Regions from separate parts of the Homo sapiens genome. Here region 2 is linked to region 1. Evidence: chromatin contacts called from ENCODE Hi-C data. All regions are on one chromosome and are shown on one strand. The core of a region is the stretch at or near the end of the contact, and the rest is flanking DNA. Distances in the headings are between cores, read along the strand shown.

Region 1 (4,018 bases), core at 933-3,432:
CTGGACTACAGGCGTGCGCCACCAAGCCCAGCTAATTTTTGTATTTTTAGTAGAGACGGGGTTTTGCCATGTTGGCTAGGCTGGTCTCGAACTTCTGACCCAAGTGATTCACCCACCTTGGCCTCCAAAAGTGCTGGGATTACAGGCATCAGCCACTGTGCCCGGCCAAAGCCCATTAAAATTATATGTAGCCCAAGATATTCCTGGCATGTACATAGAAAGATAACATTGCCTCTAGAAAGGGGAACTGGGTTGCTGGAGGCTGGAGGCTGGAGGTGGGGAGAATGGAGGCTTATCTTTCCTTTTATAGCCTTTTATACAATTAAACAAACATAGAGAGCGTGCATGTGAACAAAAATGTAAGTATTCCAGGCTGTAGGCCTAGAGCTTACCAGCAGGCTGGGTGTGGCCTGCCCTACCCTGTTCTCTGTCAGTAGAACTTTGTCACCTTTCCTGCTCAGCATGAACAGTAGGGAGACAGCAGAATTCTCATTCCACTGGCCCTTGATTTGCAGACTCTCCTTTCCTATAGCTCCTGGACATAATTTCCTGACACTCTGAACAGCTTGGATTCGGTGAAAAGCCACAAGCCCCAGCATGAGTACAGTGATGTTCCTCCCCAACTCCGCCCTGCATGGTCTGGTTGGTCATTGTGCCAACCCACCTGAGATCCTTTCAGCAGACAGCACGTGGAAGTCCTCCTGCCCCAGGAAACAGGGGTGTGATGTGGTTGCAAGGGGAGGGCAGGCATAGGAAGAACTGAGATTGCTGGACTGGAGGTCAGCCCCTAAAAAGATGATCAGCAAGCCTGAGTGGGACCGGCCCAGAGGTCTCTGGACAATGGGGCAGGAGATAATTAGCCAAGCCAACCCTACTGTCTCCCTCCAGAAGGAATACTTTGAAGATTGTCCCACTGCAACTCAGAGGAGAATGGAGTGGAGGTGCTGAGAGAGGCCGTCTCCATGGGAGCAAGACCACATGACCACGTGAGCTGAGGGAGTAGCTGGTCATGCAGAACTGCTGTGGCTCCCAAAGAGTTTTCCAGTTCTGGCTCCAGTCCATCTGCATCCCCACACTAAAGCTCTTTGTTTGTTTGTTTGTTTATAGCCTGAAGAGGGTAAGTTATTGGTCCTCGCCCCCATGCCCCACAGTGAGGATGCTCAGCTCCCCCCAGCCCCACCCACCCCTTCCTGTCCAGTTTGCTCAGGACCGGACAACTATATGTAGATGACAGAAGAGATACTTATTTGGAGCTTGGGTGAGATAAGCATGCAGGTGCCTCAAAGAAGCAACCTCTACACACCCAGTACTGGGTTTTGGTTTCCATTTGGTGTGGAATGAGTGTTTCTGAACTGTGGGTGAGAGGCAGAAAGGGGAGTGGTTTCTATACTGCTGTCCAAGCAGGCTCACTCTGTTTCCAGGGTAGAGGAATGTGCCTCCAATAATACGATTTTTCTAGGGCCATGGGGTTTGAGGTTGGTGGAAATGTTTGCCTGTCCCGGCAACCATCATTCCCAATTTGGAGGCATGAATCTCAGTCTCTCTGGGGCTCCTCTCTCCTTTTTGAAATTTTCCCCCATGGTCTCTGTCTCTATATCCTCCCTTGCCCCCACAACCACTGGATCTTGCTTGTTCCACCTGAAACTTGGTGATTGTCAGCTGTGCCCCTGACCACACTGCCACTAAGTCCTTCTCAATCTATATCCTGAGCTCTGATTCCTCTTCTGTCTGGCTGATTTTCATGCCGCCTTGCCTACTTGATATGTGCTCTGCCCCTGTTTGAAGACAGGGAAAATTTTACATGAACCTTGATCTATGTTCTGTTTTTTTTTTTTTTTTTTTTTTGACTGAGTCTCGCCCTGCCGCCCAGGCTAGAGTGCAGTGGCACGACCTCTGCTCGCTGCAAGGTCTGCCTACTGGGTTGACGCCATTTCCTGCCTCGGCCTCTGGAGTAGCTGGGACTACAGGTGCCCACCACCATGCCCAGCTAATTTTTTCTATTTTTTAGGAGAGACGGGGTTTCACCGTGTTAGTCAGGATGGTCTCGATCTCCTGACCTTGTGATCCTCCCGCCTCAGCCTCTCAAAGTGCTGGGATTACAGGTGTGAGCCACCGCACCCAGCCTATGTTCTGAAATAGTTGTATATGGGCTGGGTCACAGGGAAAGTGAAACTCAGAGCTAATTTAAGGCTGGACACAGAGTCAGCAACACACAAGACATCATCTTGAAGGAAGGATGGCTTTGGTAAGTCCCCAGAAACGGTTTTAAAGCTTTGATTTGAGGAACAACCACCCTATTAGTGATGATTATGTGTATTCTTGTTGGTCTACAGCTCTGGCATGGAGGGCACATGGGCACATGCTGAGTTCTGGGGGTCTGGCTCTCTCAGACACTGTGGGAAGGAACCACGGTGCTGGGTTATGACCCTGGAGGCTCCCCAGCCTCAGCTGCCGCATGGGGTCTGGTTCTACTGTGGCCAAAGTTTGCGTTTATGCTTTTCCAAGCCCTCCTCTGGCCAAACTACCAGTGGCTCTGCTAAGCCTCCTGAAGGCAGGAATGGTGGGCTCAGGGAGAGCAGCCCTTGGTTTACCCCACAGGCCGCCTCCTCTGTCACATCATCCTCAGTGGGAGGGATTAGCTGGGGAGGGAGGGTCCAGGGAAAGGGCTCCAGCTGTGTGGGTGGCAATGGGGGCTGTCAGAAAGGGCTCTGTCTCCCTCGCCTCCAGGCAGGGCCAGTCCCTCTACTTTCCCTCCTTCCCTCCAATTCCTTCTTAGTTTCCTTCTTCCTTTAGACCCAATAGCAGCCACATTTCCCAAGTGCTCAGGGGTCCAGACACCATGCTAAACACTTCTTTTATTTAATCCACACCAGGTAGTTAATAAGCAATCCTATGAAGTAGGCATAATTACTGCCAACTTCATGGATAGGAGGAATGATATACTGGTAAGTATAGAGAGGGGGCTGCCCAAAAGTCAGAGAGGGAATTCGAACTTAGGAGGCTCTGACTCTAAAGCTTCGACTTAAAAAAGAAAGAATGTATTTAATTCCAGGAGAAATACGTGAACACATTCACTTTGTCTGAAAAACCGAAACTCTAGCCTGGGCAACATAGTGAGATCCCATCCCTACAAAAAATATTAAAATTAGCCAAGGATAATGGTATGTGCTTATAGTCCTAGCTTCTTGGGAGGCTGAGGTGGGAGGATCACTTGAGCTGGGGAGGCTGAGGCTTCCTGCAGTGAGCTGTGATAGTGCCACTGCACTCCAGCCTGGGTGACAAAATGAGATCATGTCTCAAAAAAAGCCAAAAGCCAAAAACCAAAACTATTAGCATAAAAACTAATGTCCCCTTTGACCATCCTTCCCATCTGTACAGCCTTTCCCCTCTGTACAACCTGGTGCGTATTCTTCCAAATATTTTTCTGTTTTTGCATACATATATGGCTACCTTACAAGTATTGGTTTGTAGCTTTGGGGTTTGTTGTAGTTTTAAATTGCATTCCGTGAGGACAATTCAGTTAGGAAATGCTTGAATCTTTTCCTTTATTTACCAGCTTTTGGAATAATAGGGTGATTCTTTTCCATCCTCCAAAGATGCCTAGTGTTTTTAAAAAATATCCTTATGAACACGTGGGTTTTAACATATTTGATGTGTTTCAGTTTGTGTACAGTTATTTTTATTATTTTTTTTTGATGCTCAAATTGTCCCTTATTTGGTCAAGTTGACTCTTGACCCCTCTAGTCAAAGGCTTTACTTTTTTTTAAATTTCGAGGTTCTGGGGGGGAACATGTGGTATTTGGTTACATAAATTAGTTTTTAGTGGTGATGTCTGAGATTTTGGTGTACCTATCATCTCAGCAGTGTACTCGGTACCCAATGCGTAGTCTTTTTTTTTTTTTTTTTTTTTTTTTTTGTGATGGAGTCTCACTCTATCGCCCAGGCTGGAGTGCAGTGGCACGATCTCTGCTCACTGCAACCCCTGCCTCCCGGGTTCAAGCAATTCTCATGCCTCAGC
Region 2 (4,216 bases), core at 330-2,829, 290 kb before region 1:
ATTAGAAATTCAAGTGAGGAAAAATTTAAATATGTATCAATTCATTTAACAGAACATGAGTAAACTCATTACATGTAAACATAAATGACTTATTTTTAATAAAAAACTTATTTTCCAAACCACAACTAAATATATACCAAAGGAAGTCTACCTGATGAACTAATCTTATAATGCAATCAAAACAAAACAGCTGACCAAAAAACAGGCTGGGGCGGTGGCTCATGCCTGTAATCCCAGCACTTTGGGAGGCCAAGGCAGGCAGATCACCTGAGGTAAGGAGTTCGAGACCAGCCTGACCAACATGGAGACCAGCCTGACCAACATGGAGAAACCCCGTCTCTACTAAAATGCAAAAATCACTTGGTGGCAAGTGCCTATAATCCCAGCTACTGGGAAGGCAGAGGCAGGAGAACTGCTTGAACCTGGGAGGTGGAAGTTGCAGTGAGCCAACATCGTGCCACCACACTCCACCCTGGGTGATAAAGTGAGGCTGTCTCAAAAAACAACAAATACTAACAAATTAAAGAAAGAAAACGAACAAAAAGGAAATGAGTATAAAAACTGAAAAATTTAGGCCGGGCGTGGTGGCTCATGCCTGCAATCCCAGCACTTTGGGAGGCCGAGGCGGGCGGATCATGAGGTCAGGAGATCGAGACCATCCTGGCTAACACGGTGAAACCCCATCTCTAATAAAAATACAAAAAATTAGCCGGGCATGGTGGGGGGCGCCTGTAGTCCCTCCCAGCTACTCGGGAGGCTGAGGCAGGAGAATGGCGTGAACCCGGGAGGCAGAGCTTGCAGTGAGCCGAGATGGCGCCACTGCACTCCAGCCTGGGCGAGAGAGTGAGAGAGCGAGAGAGCGAGAGAGACTTTGTCTCAAAAAAAAAAAAAAAAAAAAAAAAAAAAAAAAAAAAACATGAAAAATTTAAAAATGGAAAAAAATGAGAAAAATAAAAAACAAGACAGGTTGCAGTGGCTCATACCTGTAATCCTAGCTCTTTGGGAGGCCGAGGTTGGCGGATCACTTAGGCCAGGAGTTCGAGACCAGCCTGGCCAACATGGCGAAACACTGTCTCTACTAAATATACAAAAATTAGCCGGGTGTGGTAGCGCACACCTGTAATCTCAGCTACTTGGGAGGCGGAGGTGGGAGGATCAACTGAGCCTGGAGAGGTCAAGGCTGCAATGAGCTGAGATCACGCCACTGCACTCCAGCCTGGGCAACAGAGTAAGACTCTGTTTCAAAATAAATAAACCAACAATAAAGAAATTAAAAGGGAAAATGAGAAAAAAATTTAAGAAATAAAGAAAAAAGGGGAGAAAAAGAATAAACAAGCCATATATTTAAAAAAAAAAAAAAAACAAAAAAAAAAAACCCACAGGGCCAGTGGTGTATGTATCAGAAGGAGGAAATCAGTTATCTTTGGTCAAAGTCCCTCACATCACAGAGAACTAGCTTCTGGAACCAGAAGGACTGCAAACCAAAGTACTGAATGCCTCTTTGAGGCCCAGGCAGGGATTATACTGGGGCTGGGAACCAGCAAAACAAGAGCTCCTTATGAAGTCAAAGCAAGTAACCAACCAACCGATCAAGACAAGGGCCCCATGTTTTGTCTGCTACCGTGGTTTTCTCACCTTTGGTCTCAAGAACTCTTTATATGCTTAAAAAATTATTGAGGACTACACAGCTATCTTATTAGAAATTGAAACTAATTTTAAAAAATATTTATTAATCCATTCAAGATCATAAATCCACATGTTTATGCTAATAATCTTTTTAAAATAAAAAACCTGTATTTTCCAAAACAAAATGAAATTTCACCACAAGAGTAGCAGTGCTTTACATTCTTGCACATCTCTTTAATGTCTGGCTTAATGAAAGACAGCTGACTTCTCTCTGCTTCCACATTCAATGTGTTTTCATAAGTTGTTTTGGTTGAAACATATGAAGAAAATCTCACTTCACAGAGACATGTAGTTGAAAAATAGAGTTCAACAGCCTTTCAGATACTGAGGATTTTCTTCTTTGATACTACACCAAAATTCAACAAGTGGTAGTTTTTAAAGGCTAGTTGCAATGTGGAACCTGAAATTTTATCAAGGAACATTTCATATACTTTTACATTAGTCATCCTGCACTGTTTTTTTTTTTTTTTGTTTTTGAAATAAGGTCTCACTCTGTTGCCCAGGCTGGGGTACAGTGGCACAATCACAACTTACTACAGCCTTGACCTTGGGCTCAAGAGATCTTCTCGCCTCAGCCTCCTGAGTGGTTAGGACTGCAGGTGCATATCACCATGCTTAGCTAATTTTTTAAACATTTTAGCAGAGATGATGAGGTCTTGCCATGTTGCAGAGGCTGGTCTTGAACTTCTGACCTCAAGCGATCCTCCCTCCTCAGCTTCCCAAAGTGCTGACATTACAGGCGTGAGCCACCATGCCTGGCCTCGTCCTGCACTTTGAATGGCTCTTTTACCCACTAGCAATCTGGAAAATATTTCTTCACTGAATTGTGCAGAATTTCCAAACACTGACGTTTCACACAATGTCAAAAAATCACATTCATTAATTTTACTACCAATCTCGGAAAAGTTTTAGCAGACACAAGTTTTCCAAAATTCTAATTTTCACTTGAAAACTTGAATTTTATCACTGGCAACAATGACAGGCTCACTTTGTTCATTTTCATAAAATGTCCATATGAACAACTCTAGTTTGTCCATCAGTTGTTCTTTCAAGAAAAAATTATGATCCCTGCAGCTGGTTCAGCTCCAACACATGTGCTTTCCTCAAGTTTGGCATACAGCAGCAATGCCTCATGAATACTTTGTATTTCCTCACTTGGAATACCCTTTTTTTTTTTTTTTTTTTGGGATGGTGTCTCGCTGTTGTTGGTCCAGGCTAGAGTGCAATGGTGCGATCTCGGCTCACTGCAATTCTCCTGCCTCAGCCTCCCGAGTAGCTGACATTACAGGCACCCACCACCATGCCCAGCTAATTTTTGTATTTTTAGTAGAGACAGGGTTTCACCATGTTGGACAGGCTGGTCTCGAACTCCTTACCTCAGGTGATCCACTCGCCTTGGCCTCCGAAAGTGTTGGGATTACAGGCGTGAGTCACTATGCCTGGCCTAAAGAGACCTTTATTAAAGGGTTGATAAAATAAAAGACTGGGCATGGTGGCTTATGCCTGTAATCCCAGCACTGTGGGAGGCTGAGGCAGGTGGATCACTTGAGGTCAGGAGTTTGAGACCAGCCTGGCAAACATAGTAAAACCCTGTCTCTACCAAAAAAAAAAAAAAAAAACAAATAGAAAAACTAGCCAGGCGTGGTGGTGCGGACCTGTAGTACCAGCTACTGGGGAGGCTGAGGTGAGAAAATCACTTGAACCCGGGAGGCAGAGGTTGCAGTGGGCGGAGGTTGCACCAATGCACTCCAGCCTAAGTGACACAGTGAGACCTTGTCACACACACACACACACACACACACACACACACAGAATTAATAGTCTTGGCCAGGCATGGTGGCTCATGCCTGTAATCCCAGCACTTTGGGAGGCCGAGGCAGGTGGATCACCTGAGGTCAGGAATTCCAGACCAGCCCGGCCAACGTGGCGAAACCCTGTCTCTACTAAAAATACAAAAATTAGCCAGGCGTGGTGGCAGGTGCCTGTAATCCCAGCAACTTGGGAGGCTGAGGCAGGAGAATCACTTGAACCCAGGAGGCAGAGGTGGCAGTGAGCACAGATCACGCCATTGCACTTCAGCCTAGGAGACAGAGTGAGACTCTGTTTCAAAAAAATAAATAGATAAAAATTAAAATAAATAAATAAATAAATAAGTAAATAAAAAAAATGATAGTCTTTAATCCTTCATTCAAGACATTCTCAAGTAAAAATGGCTTTTATTTTTCAACCACAAGTTTGTGGTGGGAAAGAAGACCATGACAATGACCACTAGTAGAGCTTAGTGCCACTTCCTTGATCCATGTTACGGCGTCAGCAGTTTTCTCCACCACTGCTTCTGCACCAAGGGTGCAAATGGAAATAAAGTTGTTCCAGGATAAGTCATGAGATTCAGGAAGTTATTCAACCCTTTGAATATTTATCACCATTTGTATCTGCTGCTGAGCATTCACATAAAATAAATTATTCTTTGATGAGCAGTTGGTGCTGATACAGCAAGTCGAGCCACATCTATAGATTTGCTCATTTGTAA

The links. Hi-C counts contacts between places; a loop is a spot of excess contacts on that map. Pooled maps may share reads with other maps.
Region 2: a pooled map shows a loop between it and region 1 (10-fold over the local background). The contact joins the enhancer-like site here to the promoter of PLAAT2 in region 1. A Hi-C loop is called at or near these places in 4 of 37 single-sample maps with no recorded cell type and 9 of 50 pooled maps.

The regions. Positions count from the first base shown.
Region 1 is chr11:63,561,543-63,565,560 of GRCh38, reverse strand. It overlaps PLAAT2 (phospholipase A and acyltransferase 2), which reads left to right and starts at 2,182. Exons shown (of 4, transcript NM_017878.2): 1 at 2,182-2,245. The coding sequence starts at 2,237. RefSeq lists a silencer at 1,146-1,225.
Region 2 is chr11:63,853,468-63,857,683 of GRCh38, reverse strand. The region is part of intron 1 of MARK2 (microtubule affinity regulating kinase 2); the gene reads right to left. Among named protein-coding and RNA genes, the nearest start is that of MARK2, 16 kb to the right of the region's middle. Within about 2 kb of position 1,579, at least 3 of the 41 ENCODE cell types and tissues checked have a DNase peak (open chromatin) inside an H3K27ac peak, as active enhancers do.